Linked DNA regions of Homo sapiens: region 1 is linked to region 2. The links are chromatin contacts, found by Hi-C or POLR2A ChIA-PET in ENCODE. All regions are on one chromosome and are shown on one strand. The core of a region is the stretch at or near the end of the contact, and the rest is flanking DNA. Distances in the headings are between cores, read along the strand shown.

Region 1 (6,810 bases), core at 2,736-5,235, 37 kb before region 2:
TACGGGACGAGCTTTAATCAGGAATAGAAACCATGCTGTACTTGGGTCGATTTTAAAGGGAGGTAAGAACATTTAATCTGATTTAACCTTCCCAGAACTGCATGCACTGAAAGCAATCTTTTAGCTTCTAATATTTTTCTTTTCTGTTCCATAGGGTTGGGTGAAATGTCAACCTTCTGTTCTATTCTTGTGTTTTTGTTTGACATGCCAGGGAACATTTGGTGCCTGCAGAATCTAAAGTATTTGCAGGGGTTGGAAAACGATCACAAATTAGATTCAAATGGGGACAAATGGCTACTCAGCATGGAGAGGCACTCCTAAGTCACATGACTCCCCAGTTGCCTTTTCTGTCCTTGGTCTCAACTTGGCGGGTTGCCTGGGGTCAGGAGGGGTTTCCAGGCAGCCATTTTTATTTTCACCTCAATAGCACACTAGTCAATTTAAAAAAAAGAAAGAGGGGTTGGGAGGATTATGAGAGAGACCACACTTAAGGGAAATGGCACTGGGGAAAATGAGGAATTAGCAAAAAGGAGAGAATTGTGTGAATTGGGCATAATTTAATAAATAAAGTATTAAATTTTACTACAAAACCTTGAGAAATGAGTTTACTTCTCCATAACACAGGCTTCTTCTCTGGTTTCCTGTTCTGACCTCCTCTCAACCATGAATGCCTATACTGTGTTGGTGGCCCTGATGAAGAAATGTGCTTCTTCATTTAGACCCAGGATGGCTGACGGTTTTCTGATTGATTCGTAGCAAAACCTGGAAAGCTAGATTGAGCGATTTAAAGCCCAGGCCAAGTGCAGCAGGTGAGGATGTTGAAGTTGATGGGTGACATGTGCTGTGGGTATGGGAAGATGCAGCAGAGCCTCGACTGCCATGCTTTTGCCAATGTTGCTGTAAACAATTCTCTAAGCTGAGCACCCCTCTCCTTTCCAATTCTTCCAAATACCTTCATAACTCACATCTTGTTACCCCATCCCTTTCCTTCCTTCAGAAGCCTTCTTGATGATTCCAGGTGATGGGTTCATGGAGGAATACTGTGTGTTAAATAGATTCCCAACAGACTTCTCAATCTCCAAAACATCTGAATGCCCTGAGGAGTGAGATGTTATCCTCCTACCAGTGGGGTGGCACAATTTTGATCTGGCTGCTTGAGCTCTGACCATTTGTCTTCAGTGTTGAGGCAACAGTGGACAGTGGGAAAGGAGAGGTGGCCAACAACTGGGATGTTCAGTCTCCAGAAAGTAACCTAGCCATAAGACTGGCACCAGTGAGAGAGGGCCAGCAGTGCAAGTCCCATTGTCCCCAAGGACTCTGTGACCTCAACTCTTTCCATGCTAGAATTGATACCACAGTTGTTCAAGAAGGTAAGCTGATGGTGAGATCCACCAGGGTGCAGGCCGGCCTTTAGCCAGCAGCCATGATAAGGGGTCACAGTCCAGCTCTAGGGAGGAGGCAGGACCAGCACAGTTGGCTGGAAGGCTTAGCTTAGTTCTAGTTCCAGCAGGTAGAGGAATGAAACCCAAAATCTGAAAGTCAGGAGGCAGGAGGAAATGTTACAGCTCTCTGAGAATGGGGCTGCCCAGGGGTAGAATTGTGGGCAACAAAATTCATTCCAGCTTCCCCACCAGCTGATGAGAACTGAGCTCCTAATATAGTCCTGGGCCTGGTCAGAATTAGTCAAGTGCTACTGAAAGCTGAGCCTCCGAGTTAGAGTACTTTTTTTCTATGGAGCTGAGAAAGGCAGGCCAATAGCTAGGTCTCATCTCCTCTTCTGAGGTCACATAGCCTATCTGCTCAGGGCTAGAAATCTCACAAGTATGTTTTCTACACTAGTGATTCGCAACTGTCACTATACATTGAAATCACCTAAACAGCTCTAAAAGATAGGATGCCTGGGTCCCACTCTCAGAGTCAGATGAGGAATCTGTGCATTAGGATTTTTCAAAGCTCCCCAAGTAATTCTCATATGCAGCTAAGGTGGAGAACTGCTGTTCTACCACTTTTCAGGTCACCACCCAATTTTCACTTCATTTACATGGCTGAAAACAGAAGTTGTGTGACCTCCTCCCTCACCAGCACAATCCTTTCCCACAGCCCCCATCCTCCCTCTGAAAGAAGTGATTGGGTCATGTAATTATCTGGCGTCCTTCCCAAAGCTAAACCATGTGATCCTTGGTTCTCTCTCCTGGGTGTACACTGTTCTTTCCCTCTGTTTACTTGTGACAGCCCCACTTACCTTCATCCCTGCCTCCTGGGCCCAACTCTAGCATCTGCCATCTTTGTTGGCCCTGCAGCCATGCCTGCTGCATCAGCTTCTCTGTCTGGAAGTATCCAAGAGTGATCACTTTTGTTTCCGTATGATTTGTGTAACACTCACTCTCCACATGATCCTTCATAGATTAGTTGGTTTCCTTTACCTTTCCATCAATGTGGATCAAAATCAAACTAGGTATTCAGGACATGAGTTGACTCAAATAGCAGCTGGGTATACTCAATTACTTTTCAGTTTTCTTCTGGCTCTCACTTTCCTTGATACATTGCCAATAAAATAAATGATAACAATAACAATAATAATAAAATCTGGACTGGGATAAGCCAGTATTTTAAATTAGTTTTAAAAAGTCAGAAGCATACAATGTTTCAAAGACATTGCATTTCTTTCTTATGTGAAAGAGTCATTGAGACTTGTTGCTAACAAACTGTTACCAAGTAAATCCTATAAGAAATAGTTTTCTGTTCAGAAAGAAGTTTACCTGCCAATTACTTAAGATATATAACAAATTCTAAGTATTACTATTAGAAAGGAGGACACTAAATTAACACTATGTACGAACAATACGTTTGGATCTAGAAAACAAAATGATTGACTTTTTTAAAGAATTAATGACAGTTGTGTAGTCAGAATTACGGAAATGGAAACTTAGGAAAATCATTACAGAAAGATATGGAAATGGAAACTTAGGGAAATCTATTAGTACCTAGATGGTTTAAATATTCTTTTAAAGTTGTATTTATGCTTTTAATTTGCTTTGCACACAGCTGCTTCACAAAAGAGCAAAAATAAACTCTGACCACATCTTATGTTAACGATTTTATACTCTTAAGTATTGTACTAGGCGAATGTACCTATTAAAAGACATCTTCTTTAGACAGCCTTTCTGAGGGCCAGAGTAGATTGAACTAAGAGCAACAGGCATCTGCACTTGTCTGGCTTTCTAGTGCCCCTCCCCCATCCTCCTCTGGGACTCCCCACCTCCCTATTATCCAGCAACTGAAAGGTTAAAGGCCTGACCCAGCAGGTGACAGTCCAACCCAGTGCTGGTCTTCTTACCCTCCTTGCTGCACCGCACTTCTGACTTAGGGACACATTTCAGGATGGCTTATTTGATCTGTGTAGAATCCAAGAAGTGATCTGATTCAAAGATCACCCATCTCTCACAAAAGCAGCCCTCTCAGTTTCTCAAGAAGATCAATTATTACATACAGGTTTATGACTCAGCCACAGAAAAGCAGTCCCATCAATCTGCTTGTGTTCATTTTTCATTTTAGCTTAATGGGTGTTTGCTCAGTGTCCAGGTTTTATCTATATTTGCAAATTCACTTTATTATTTTAAGCAATATTTTAGAAGTTGAAATTAATCTTATAAAGTTGTATAGCTTTTAGGACATTTTCTTTTCCCATTAAAATACAAGAACCATATTCTAGTTTTCATTTTGTGGAGTCAAAAACATACACGTGTATGAAGTGTCTATGAGTCAAGCACTTCCTCGTTATTTTTTGAGTTTTTGGGAAATCACAAAACACCCTTTGAATAGCAGGTAAAAAGGGCATTATATAGTTAGAGGAAAGCACTCCTGTGCTGGCAGTCAGTAGTATGTCGATGTTTCTATTAAGTGAAAGAGTGTTGACTTCTGCTTCTTCAATCCTCCCTCTCCAAGCTATGGAAATTGAAATTTCTCATTAGGCCACGAGGTGGCAGATTAATTGCAGAAAAAAAAAATTCTAGTATGAAAGCAATACAGAAATTTCTTCAGCTAAAGGGAAATAAATATCCTTTCTCCAACTAATACCCCTGTGTGGTACACCTCTCTGACCAGAAGTTACACTTGCTAAGAGACCCAGTGGTTTAAGAGCATTTCTTACATGTTTTCCTGTTTCTTTGAAAGAAAGAAAAAAAATCTCTTTGACCACTTCCTAATGATCTTCCTGAACACGCAGCTTGCTTGAGTCCTGGTGGAAAAGGCCTTGTATGGAAGCCCCAGGGACAACTTCCACCACTGAGGAATTTTCAGTCTTCTGCATCTGTCAATCAACTGAACCATTTATAGCTGGTGTCTTCTTTTCTCGTGCCCATAAGCCCTGTCACTGTTGAGCTGGGCCCACCTTAAGACTGATGTCCTTTGCAATTTCTGGGACTACTGCAAGTGCTCCTAACTGTCCTCCCTGCCTCCAGCCTTCCAACCTGCAGCCACTCGAGTTGCCTTCCTACACGTCAGAGCCGACCATGCCATTCTCCTGCTTAAAAACCCATCTCACTGGCTATGGGACCAAATGAAACCTTCAATGCTTGACACACAAGCCTTTTCCAACGTGGCCGACAAACACACACTTGCACAAACACACCCACACACACATACTTATTAATTCAGTAACACAGACATTTAGCAGTTCACCAAACATGCCTGATTTTTCACAACTCTGCATACTCTGTTTCCTCTATCTAGAATGTTCTTCCCTGTCTGTATCTGGCAAACCCTAAATCCCGCACGATGCTTTGCCTAACCTCTCAGGTAGACCCGCAGTGTTGCTGCTGTGAAAGGAAAATAACTCTTGGGACCCCCAAATCACTACACTAAAGAAAAAAGTCAAGCTGGAAATTGCTTAAGGCAAAACTGCCTCCCATTCTATTCAGAGTCATCCCTCTGCTCACTGAAATAAATGCGTATCTGATTGCCTCCTTCTGAAAGGCTAATCAGAAACTCAATGCAAATGGTTATTGAGAAACCAATGGTTATTTGTCTCTCACCTACTTATGACCTGGAAGCACCACCCCCCCGCCCTCACCTTTCTGGACAGAACCAATGTACATCTTACATATATTGATTGATGTCTCATGTCTCCCTAAAATGTATGAAACCAAGCTGTGCCCTGACTACCTTGAGCATATATCGTCAGGACCTCCTGAGGCTGTGTTATGGGCATGCATCCTTAACTTTGGCAAAATAAACTTTCTAAATTGATGAAGACCTGTCTCACATATTTTGAGTTAATAATTTGGTGACCAACGTAAGTGACTCGGAATGGAGGTGGCTCTGGCCTTTGGAAAATCTTCTATGGCCACTTGGTACAAGCTTGAGCTATCTTTATGGCTCAAACTGTCACAGGCGTTTGAATCAGAGCAACTCCATTTTGAATATGGGCTGGGTGAGGTAAGGCTAAAACCTACCGGGCTGCATTCCCGGGATGTTAGACATTCTAAGTCACAGGATAAGATAGGAGGTCAACACAAGATACGGATCATAAAGACCTTGCTGATAAAACAGGATGTGGCAAAGAAGCTAGCCAAAACTCACCAAAACCAAGATGGCAATGAAAGTGACCTCTGGTCGTCCTCACTGCTTAGCATGCGTTAGCATGTTAAGAGACACTCCCACCAGCACCATGACAGTTTACAGATGCCATGGCAACATCAGGAAGTTACCCTATATGGTCTAAAAAGGAGACAAACCCTCAGTTGTGGGAATTACCTACCCCTTTCCTGGAAAACTCATGAATAATGTACCCCTTGTTTAGCATATAATCAAGAAGTAGCAATAAGCATCATCAGTACAGCAGCCCATGCTGCTGCTCTGCCTATGGAGTAGCCATTCATTCTTCCTTTACTTTCCTAATAAACTTGCTTTCACTTTACTCTATGGACTCGCTCCAAATTCTTTCTTGGGTGAGATCCAAACCCTTTCTTGGGGTCTAGATTGGGACCCCTTTCTGATAACATCTTCCTGGCAAACTTCAAAGGGGTGATACTGAGGAGACCCACCCCCCAACAACAAAGGAAACAGGTCGCAGCACCAATCAGCTGACTTTGGGTGAGTGGTGAGGTATCTGGGTAAAGGATGGGATTGGGTTAGAGGCCCAGCTTAGGGGAGTTAGAGTTTCTCCCAAGACAGAGTGGGGTTAAAGGCCCCTCTTAATAAGGGCAAGGACACCTGACCAAACTTGGGTTGGAAGCCCAACTTAGGAAGGTTAGAGTCCTTCCTAAGAGTTAAGGGGTTAGAAACCGCCCCCTCCCCGCAGTAAAATCCCTCTCTGCTAAGAATGGGTTCAGCACTACGGGGTGTTATACGCTATTCTCTTTGGATTAATCTGCCTTGCACTCTTTGCTGATGGCTGTGGGTGACAGGATTAAGCAGGTACAGGATCATGGGACATTGGGAGTCTTTTCCTCCCTGATGGAGGAAACTTGAGAGCCGATGGGACTGCTGGAAAAGATCCCTTTGTGACTGACAAGCAGCCGCCTGAACTTTTTGATTCAGTGCAATGGGTGGGTCTTTCTCTGGCCTCCCTGAGTGCCTTGCCTTCCCTACCCTGCCGCAGGCAGTGCTTTTCTCTCTCTTTCTCAACTTTCTCTTTGTTATCTTTTCTGTTACTCAGGGCAACCATCTTGCCCAGAGACCGCATGTTGAAACCCCTGGTAGAAGATCATTCCAACACACTTTGAATGGATCAAAGGTGACGAGTCCAACTGGGGAAAAATTTGAGTCTTGCCAGTTCAATATTGGGTCCTAAGTGGAGTGGCTAATGTC
Region 2 (7,458 bases), core at 1,504-4,003:
GGGGGTATTTCAGGCTAGAGAGAACAGCCTGGGCATTTGTCTAGAGGTGGGAGGAGGCCTGATACTTTGGAGGAATTGCAAGAAGGTCAGTGTTAGGGAGCAAGGGGAGTGAAGGGGGCAGGGATATGGTGGGAGAGGGGGTTGCAGCTGCGAGACCTGATGGGGCAGGACGGTAAAGAGCCGTCCATTTGGATGCATGCATTTGAACTTGCCTATGGGAAAAGGCAAGCCACAGAAGGATGTTAAGCAGTGGAGTGATGAGATGATATTAATGTTCTCTGTCTAGAAGATACCTCTGGCCATGGGATGTGAGAGAGTGGAAGACCGAGTGGGGCTGGATACATGCAGAAGCTGGAGCTCAGCTTGGAAATGATCATAGTGTTGAGTCCGGGAAGATGGATAAGGGCCTGTGGCAATGCAGTAGGAATAAACAGGTGGTGATGGACTTCCAGCAGGGACCCAACATGCTGGTGACCATTCATTTGGATGTGGAAGATGAAGGAGGAGATGGTCAAAGCAATAGCAGGTTTCTGCCTCAGGTGACCAGGTGGAAGGTTGTGCCATTTGCTGAAGAGAAAAAAAGGCTGGTGGAGAAAGTGGAGCCAAATTGGAAGAATAGAAACATGGTTGCTGGAGATAGCTGCTTGCAATGTTTTGTTTTTCTCTATTTATTTTGGGACATGGGATCCTTTTGTAATATTTTTACACATGAAAAGGGGTATAGTCCTCAAAGGCTGTTAGGACTGTCACATATGATTATGCAAGTCTTGCCGTGCAAAAGGGCTTCTGGCCCGGGAGAGAGCGAGGCTGACCTGCAGCCTGTGCGAGGCTCCTTGGGAGTGTACGGACAGGGTTGCATCTGCCTGGGAAAGGGGTACCCATGAGGATGCTTCCCATCACCTCTCTGGACCCACTTCCCACCCTCCTCTGTGCCCTGGCTGGCTGGCCTGTGTGGATGACATGGCCCACCCCCCTCCCTCCAGCACCTGGCTGAGTTCCACCGTTGGGGGTGCTGGCAGGAGAGCAAAGGGAAGAGCGTTTCTCTTGGCTCCTCTCCTTACTGAGGGCCATTGATTGTCTCTCTCCCTTTCTGAAGGTCACAGCTTCCAAAGCTACAGTTCTTGCTTTGTCTCAGTACAGGGCTCTCTCTCTCCTTGTCTCTCAGGGCTCCCCACTGTTGCTAGCCCCAGGATACCATACCATTCCTTGCAGGTTTGCCTAAATCCCACCCACGTCTTTGTAAATGGTGCCTTCCCCTCACACTTTCCTTCATTATCCACTTTGACTGTGTCATCTGTTTCCCGCCAGGACCAGGACTGATATTGAATATTTTTCTAATTAACACAAGGCAACATCTTCATTCACTTCCCCATGCACCTGTGAAGCTGTGACTACCATCGGGACGCCTGTTTCTAGTTCTCAGGAAGGTGCTGTGTTAAGCGAAGGGCCCTCTGGGTTCTGAAACTCTGGGGGCCTTGATTCCTCTGCAAGTGGGAGCCAGATTGGCTTTTCAGTCTCACCCAAACTTTGAGCTAGAAGGGAAGAGGGAGGAGAGTGGGGAAGGGAAAGGTGTCAGAGTCAGCGGACCCTGAGGAGAGGCACTGTGGATTATCAGTGTGAGGTATTAACATCACCCCTCCAGCCTTCACTGGGAATTGGGAGTCGACACTTGGGAATGTTTGAGTGCAGGTAAGGCAGGTGTCCCTACTCCACCAGAATGATCTGCTCCCCTTCTTCAAGTTTCTCGGTTTCTTACCCAACCATCCCCTTCCCCTACCCTGGCTATATGTAGCTGTTTCTAATTTTCTTTAATTTAACAAGGACTCAGTAAAAGAGAATATTTTCGTTAAACTTTCAGGTTTAACAAGATATTGTGAAAGCCATTGATCTCCACTCTATCACGCTGGAGAAGTAGGGAAATACCTATTTGTAAAATGTGCGTGTCTGCCTGTTGACACCCAGTTGTTGGCTTATTTGTTCATTCATTTATTTATGCATCTATTATTTATTCATTCATCAAATAGCTGTCAAATGCTATCTAAGACTTGATTGTTGTATTTATCCTCAGCTGGACCCTTCTATCCCCTCCTAAAGGAAGAGGAAGGAGGCATGCAAGGCACACAGCAAGGTGGGCTGATGCCAAGCTAGAACAAGGAAAGTGCAGTTGGAGGACATGTGTGGTGGGACCTGTAGCTGACCTTTCCCCTCCCTGCAGCCAGACTTTGCCCTCCCTGCAGCCAGGCCTGGGCCACACGGGTAGGAATACCCTGGCAGTTCACATTCTCACTCAGTCTCACACTCACTTTGTACTCTGATGCTGACATGAAGTGGCTCTGCTGGCAGCCCACGTGTTTCCAGATACTTGACCCAGCTGCAGGTATGAAGGCCTTACCTCCTGGCAAATGTGAAACAAAAGTCGAAGGAGACAAAGAGCCTGTGAGCTTGTTCCCCACTCCTTTCCATACTCAGCTGATGACTCAATTCACCACCAAGGGTGAGCATGAGGGATCTGTCCGTTCATATTCATCTTCCACCCTTTCCAGGCTTTGGATGTGTGGAGCTGTGCTAATTTGGAGTTGCTGAGCTACAGGACAGTGTTAAGAGAGGCTCTGGCATCTCAGATTTATTGCTTGAATACTTGAAATCCTTATTACAGGAAGTTACACAGCTTGCTTCCAAGCAGCACATGTAAAATTGCAGTTTGACGTTCTGGGGAAATCCCAAGCGTCACGCTGTTTCACCAGAGTGATAAATTGACAAGGGGCCAGTGTTCTGATGAAATCTTGCTTCTGTTTGCCTGCCTTCCCCATGAGTTCTCTAGTTTCCTAAGAGCCAAGAGTGAGCAAATAGGCTCTTACTCATTTTAGAACATTAGTCTTCTAATTTGCATACTTTCTTTCTACATCTAGTTATTGGTACTTGAACGGAAGTGGAGGAGTCTGTCCTAACATATTCCTCTGCCCTCCCCATCCCATCATGATTGAGAAAGAGAGAGAGAGAGAGAGATTGGAACTTGGGTTAGGAACTACTTTCCAGAATCTTTTATTTTCTTCTTTTTACTTATCTACCTTCCTTCCCTTTTTCTTTTCATTCCATTTCTCTCTCCCTCTTTTATTCAGTAATTTATCCAATTACCCATTCATTACTTTGTACCTGGAACCTGAGCTTAAGATAGCTGTGTCCTCTTCCTCTCCCTGATTAGGATTTAGATGTAAGTCTGTGAATGCCAGGATGATGTGTGGCTCAACCTACCTGTGGGTCTGCATACCTGAGTGATGGAGTCTCCTAGGAAAGACTCTCTTCACAGGAGGGGGAAATAGAAGCACCTACTAGGTTCAGTTGCACTGGACCAGGACTAGAATGGAGACTGGGGTGGTCCTGGTGGGGTTTGAGGAACAGCACAGTGCCTGTCACTCTGATGTCTTCTGGCCCAGCGCCCAGGGCCAGAAGTCCTGGGAAGTCCTGCGCCTGGGTCCTGAGATGAGGGTATTGGAATAAAAAACAAGTGTAAACAAAAATAGTTCATCACAAAAGCATCCCTAGGTTACAGGAAGCAGGGGGCAAGAGCAGCACCAGCCAGCCCCAAAAGCCAGGCTGATGTCAGTGTCCTTGACCCTGTGCAGATGCAGCTGTGTCATGGGTGGTGGTGGTGGGCACCTCCACTGTGCTCCAGCATAGACGTGCTGCTCTCTAAGGCTGCCTTGGTTGTCAGCAGCAATGGAGACCCCAGTCCCGTAAGCAGAGGCAGGTGAGGAAGAAGGTAGCAGGTGCCACACATAGCAGTGGGCAGTCATGCTCAGTATCTGTAAGATAATCCCTGGAGAATCCCAGACTTTAGGGGATGAGTTTGATGTGAGGATGTGTGTGGTTGGAGCAGCTGCAGAATGGATTTGGGTAAATCCAGAGAATGCTGTTTTGTATCTCTCACTAAGATTCTGTTTCACTCTAGGCAGAGGAATTTGAGAGACACAGGCTTTTACACGTGCCTTAAATCCAACTTACTTCCAAAAAGCACTTGTAGAAGCTTTATAGAAAGCCTCAATATAAAAGAGATAATTTTTTTAAAAAGAAGATGAACCACAGTCAAGAAATAAAGACTGGAAGGAAGGAAGGAAGGAAGGAAAGATGAGTGGTGTTTTACTAGAAAGCCTAGTCAAACAAATGTTTTTGCGTGGTTTGGAACTGTTATCTCTTCTGGGCTTAATTCCTAAGAAGACAAACTCTATGCCTAATCAAGACCTGAAAAAAAAAATGAAATTCAGTTATTTAGATGGCGATTCTATTTTGTTTTCTAAATGTATTACTGTACCAGGAAAGTTCTATAATTCTTCATGGTTAGAGAGCTGCCGGAAGTCATCAGACTTTATTTGAATACATTGTTGGAAAATCCTGATTATTAGTTCTGTGTCCCCAAGGCCACAAATGACCCCAAAATGCAGCTGCCTACATGTCAAGCTGGGGATTACACCGATAGCTGAGGGAGCTGGAAGTGTCCTGTACTCATGATCAGCACCTGCACCTGTCCTTCTCATTTTACCCTCACAATGATGCAGGGAGATGGGAGGGCCCGTACCGTTATCTCCACTCCACAAGTGAAGAAACCACAAGTCAGAGAGTTGTCCAAGACCATACTTAGGTGCAGGGCTGGTGTCGGAATACAGGCTCCGATTCTCAAATCCCAACTGCATAGGCCCTTTCCTGAACATAGGTCTGGAATAGTAACTTACCTAACTTTCTTACAAGCACCAGGAAATTCTGATGCTCACCCAAATGTAGGACTCTTAACCCCAACACCATCTGTCCCCACTTCCACTGAAGACTCAATGGATCATGGGGGCAGTTTTCCCCATGCTGTTCTCGTGATAGTGAAGGAGTGCTCACGAGATCTGATGCTTTTAAAAGTGGCAGTTTTTCCTGTGCTTTCATTCTCTCTCCTGCCACCTTGTAAAGAAGGTGACTGCTTCCCTTTCCTCCATGATTGCAAGTTTCCTGAGGCCTCTCTAGCCGTGCAGAACTATGAGTCAATTAAACCTCTTTCCTTTATAAATTACCCAGTCTCAGGCATTTCTTTATAGCAGTACAAAAACGGGCTAATACATTGAGTAAATTGCCCAGGATGATACAGCAAGGAAACAGGTTAGATGAGGTTGATGAATATTGGGCATCTGATGGCTAAAGGTGATTGGAGGACAAGAAGAAGAAGAAGAGGACATGGTCTCTGAACAGGGAGCACACAGCCTGATGATGAATCGGGGCAAGTTTCACAGAACAGTAGTTCTTTCTGCTTCATCCCTTTAGTTGTTTTGTAAGTCCAAAGTAAAAGGGTTCCATCCGACTGTACTGAGAGAGGGACTGGCACTAGATGGATTCTATTGACAACTGCAGCCAGAATTCAGACATCCAGAGTGGACACAGCACATCACAGCCCATGCCTGTGTGAGAGAGCCACCCCCCCCAACACCTACCCATGCCCACATTCACACCCACCCACAGGCACAAATAAAGTGCTAACCTCCTCCAGTGGGGACAGTACTGGGAAAATGCCAGCTGACCTGTGGTCTCCTTTGGCTCCTTAGAAATTCAAAACTGCTGTAATTAAACATTTCCAAGAATTTGTAATACCCTCAGAGTATTAGAGAAAGCACTAGAAGTTTCCTGAGGTAACAAAGCAGAGAATAGTGAGGGGAAGAAGACAAAACAGAGCATTGTAGGCAAGACAGTAGCACCGATTTGAGGGAAGAAATTGGCTTATGCCTTTGCGAGACTACTGGGAAGAGGCCTACGAGGGAATAGAGAAGAAAAAACATTTGTTAAGTACCACATATGTGCCTGATTCTGTGCTTTCATATATACCTGCTTTCATTCTCAAATAACTCTAGGTAGGTATTTTGGTTCTATTTTACAGGTAAGGAAACAGGCTTGGACAGGGCAGGTAATTCATCCAAAGTGACCCAGACAGTAAAAGAGAACCTGGACTTGAAACCCAGGTCTTTGAAGGCACAAACGTCCATGCCATCCCTATTGCATCCGTATGCATGTGTATCAGTATGTATCTTAACAAATGCGGCATTTAATAAGTTCCAGGTTCTGTTCTAAGTGCTTTACAAATATTAACTCATTTAATACCCACAACCACCCTAGGAAGTAAGTGCTAGTATTATTTTCAGTTAGCATAAGAGGAAATTGAATAACAAAGAGATTGTGTCATCTGCCCAGATCACATGTCTGCTGGCAAGCTGGCTGCTTGGCTGAGGGCTCATTCTTCCCGCTTTTACTCTGTGGGGCCTCTATGTGAGTGGAAGTGCTTATTTCTTGGGTTAGAGCCAATCCATCTCTCCAGCTTACAGTAAACTAAAAAGGGGAAAGCAGTAACTTGGAGGCTAGAAGATGCCAGAGGAAACATGTCCACCCAAGATCAGAGCACTCATTCTTGATAAGTAGCTCAGACTCAGCCATCCTTGAAACAGCCTTGGCTGCCTGGCAATGCATCAACACTTCAAGGCTATCTGACATGGCAAGAAATAATAACTCTCGACACCAAGATGACTGGTCAGCCCCAGGGCCTGAGGACTATGTCTGAAGGATCATCCCGGGCCCCTGGAGGCTGGAGGCACGAGGCGGATAAGCACTGGGCTGATGGCCAGGCCTTCCACTCACTGCCCCACACTCTCTCCTCAGGGAGAGTGCTTAGCAGCCTGGGCCACCGCTTATGTCTGAGAAATGCTGAGGCCTGGTCCAGGGCAGGGGCTTCCCCGTGGCTTCCCAAGGGAGACAAACAGAACCAGGGATTTATAATAAAAACCCAGGGGTTCAGAACATGTGGGCCAGAGATGTTCCATGTGAGCTGGGTCCTCAGCCCCGGGAGGAATGGCTGCTCCGCTCCAAGTGTGTGCTGAGATGAGAAACCACATGGAGCTGAAGAAAGAGCCTGAAGAAGCCCCATTACCCCAATTAGCCACATCCTCAGTGTTCCTCTTTTCCCGTGCTGCTTCTGTCTCACAGACATGCTGAGCTTGGGCACACATTATCTCCTTTGCTGACAGGCATTATTATCCCCATCGTATAGGTGAAGGAGTTGTGGCCAGGGGATGTTGAGTGATATGGTTTGGCTGTGTCCCTACCCAAATCTCATCTTGAATTGTAATCCAAATTGTAATCCCCAGGTGTTGAGGGAGGAGCCAGGTGGGAGGTGATTGGATCACGGGGGCAGTTTCCCTCATGCTGTTCTCGTGATATTGAGGGAGTTCTCATGAGATCTGATGCCTTTAAAAGTGGCAGTTTTTCCTGAGCTTTCATTCTCTGTCCTGCCACCTTGTGAGGAAGGTGAGTGCTTCCCCTTCCACCGTGATTGTAAGTTTCCTGAGGCCTCTCCAGCCATACAGAACTGTAAGTCAATTAAACCACTAGATGAATCCCATTGACAACTGCAGCCAGAATTCAGATGTCCAGAGGGGACAG

The links. Hi-C counts contacts between places; a loop is a spot of excess contacts on that map. ChIA-PET counts read pairs that join two places held with the same protein, here RNA polymerase II (POLR2A). Pooled maps may share reads with other maps.
Region 1: a map of mammary epithelial cell shows a loop between it and region 2 (5-fold over the local background). The contact joins two enhancer-like sites. A Hi-C loop is called at or near these places in 5 of 168 maps with a recorded cell type or tissue (CD14-positive monocyte, Calu3, PC-9 and 2 more), 5 of 37 single-sample maps with no recorded cell type and 17 of 50 pooled maps. POLR2A ChIA-PET finds 5 or more read pairs at or near these places in 7 of 52 experiments (MCF 10A, OCI-LY7, PC-9 and 4 more).

The regions. Positions count from the first base shown.
Region 1 is chr7:106,459,751-106,466,560 of GRCh38, reverse strand. No RefSeq gene overlaps it. Among named protein-coding and RNA genes, the nearest start is that of CTB-30L5.1, 140 kb to the left of the region's middle. Within about 2 kb of position 3,985, at least 2 of the 41 ENCODE cell types and tissues checked have a DNase peak (open chromatin) inside an H3K27ac peak, as active enhancers do; they include PC-9, where a contact is called at or near this core.
Region 2 is chr7:106,420,431-106,427,888 of GRCh38, reverse strand. No RefSeq gene overlaps it. Among named protein-coding and RNA genes, the nearest start is that of NAMPT-AS1, 140 kb to the right of the region's middle. RefSeq lists enhancers at 2,452-2,551, 1,935-3,134. Within about 2 kb of position 2,753, at least 21 of the 41 ENCODE cell types and tissues checked have a DNase peak (open chromatin) inside an H3K27ac peak, as active enhancers do; they include PC-9, where a contact is called at or near this core.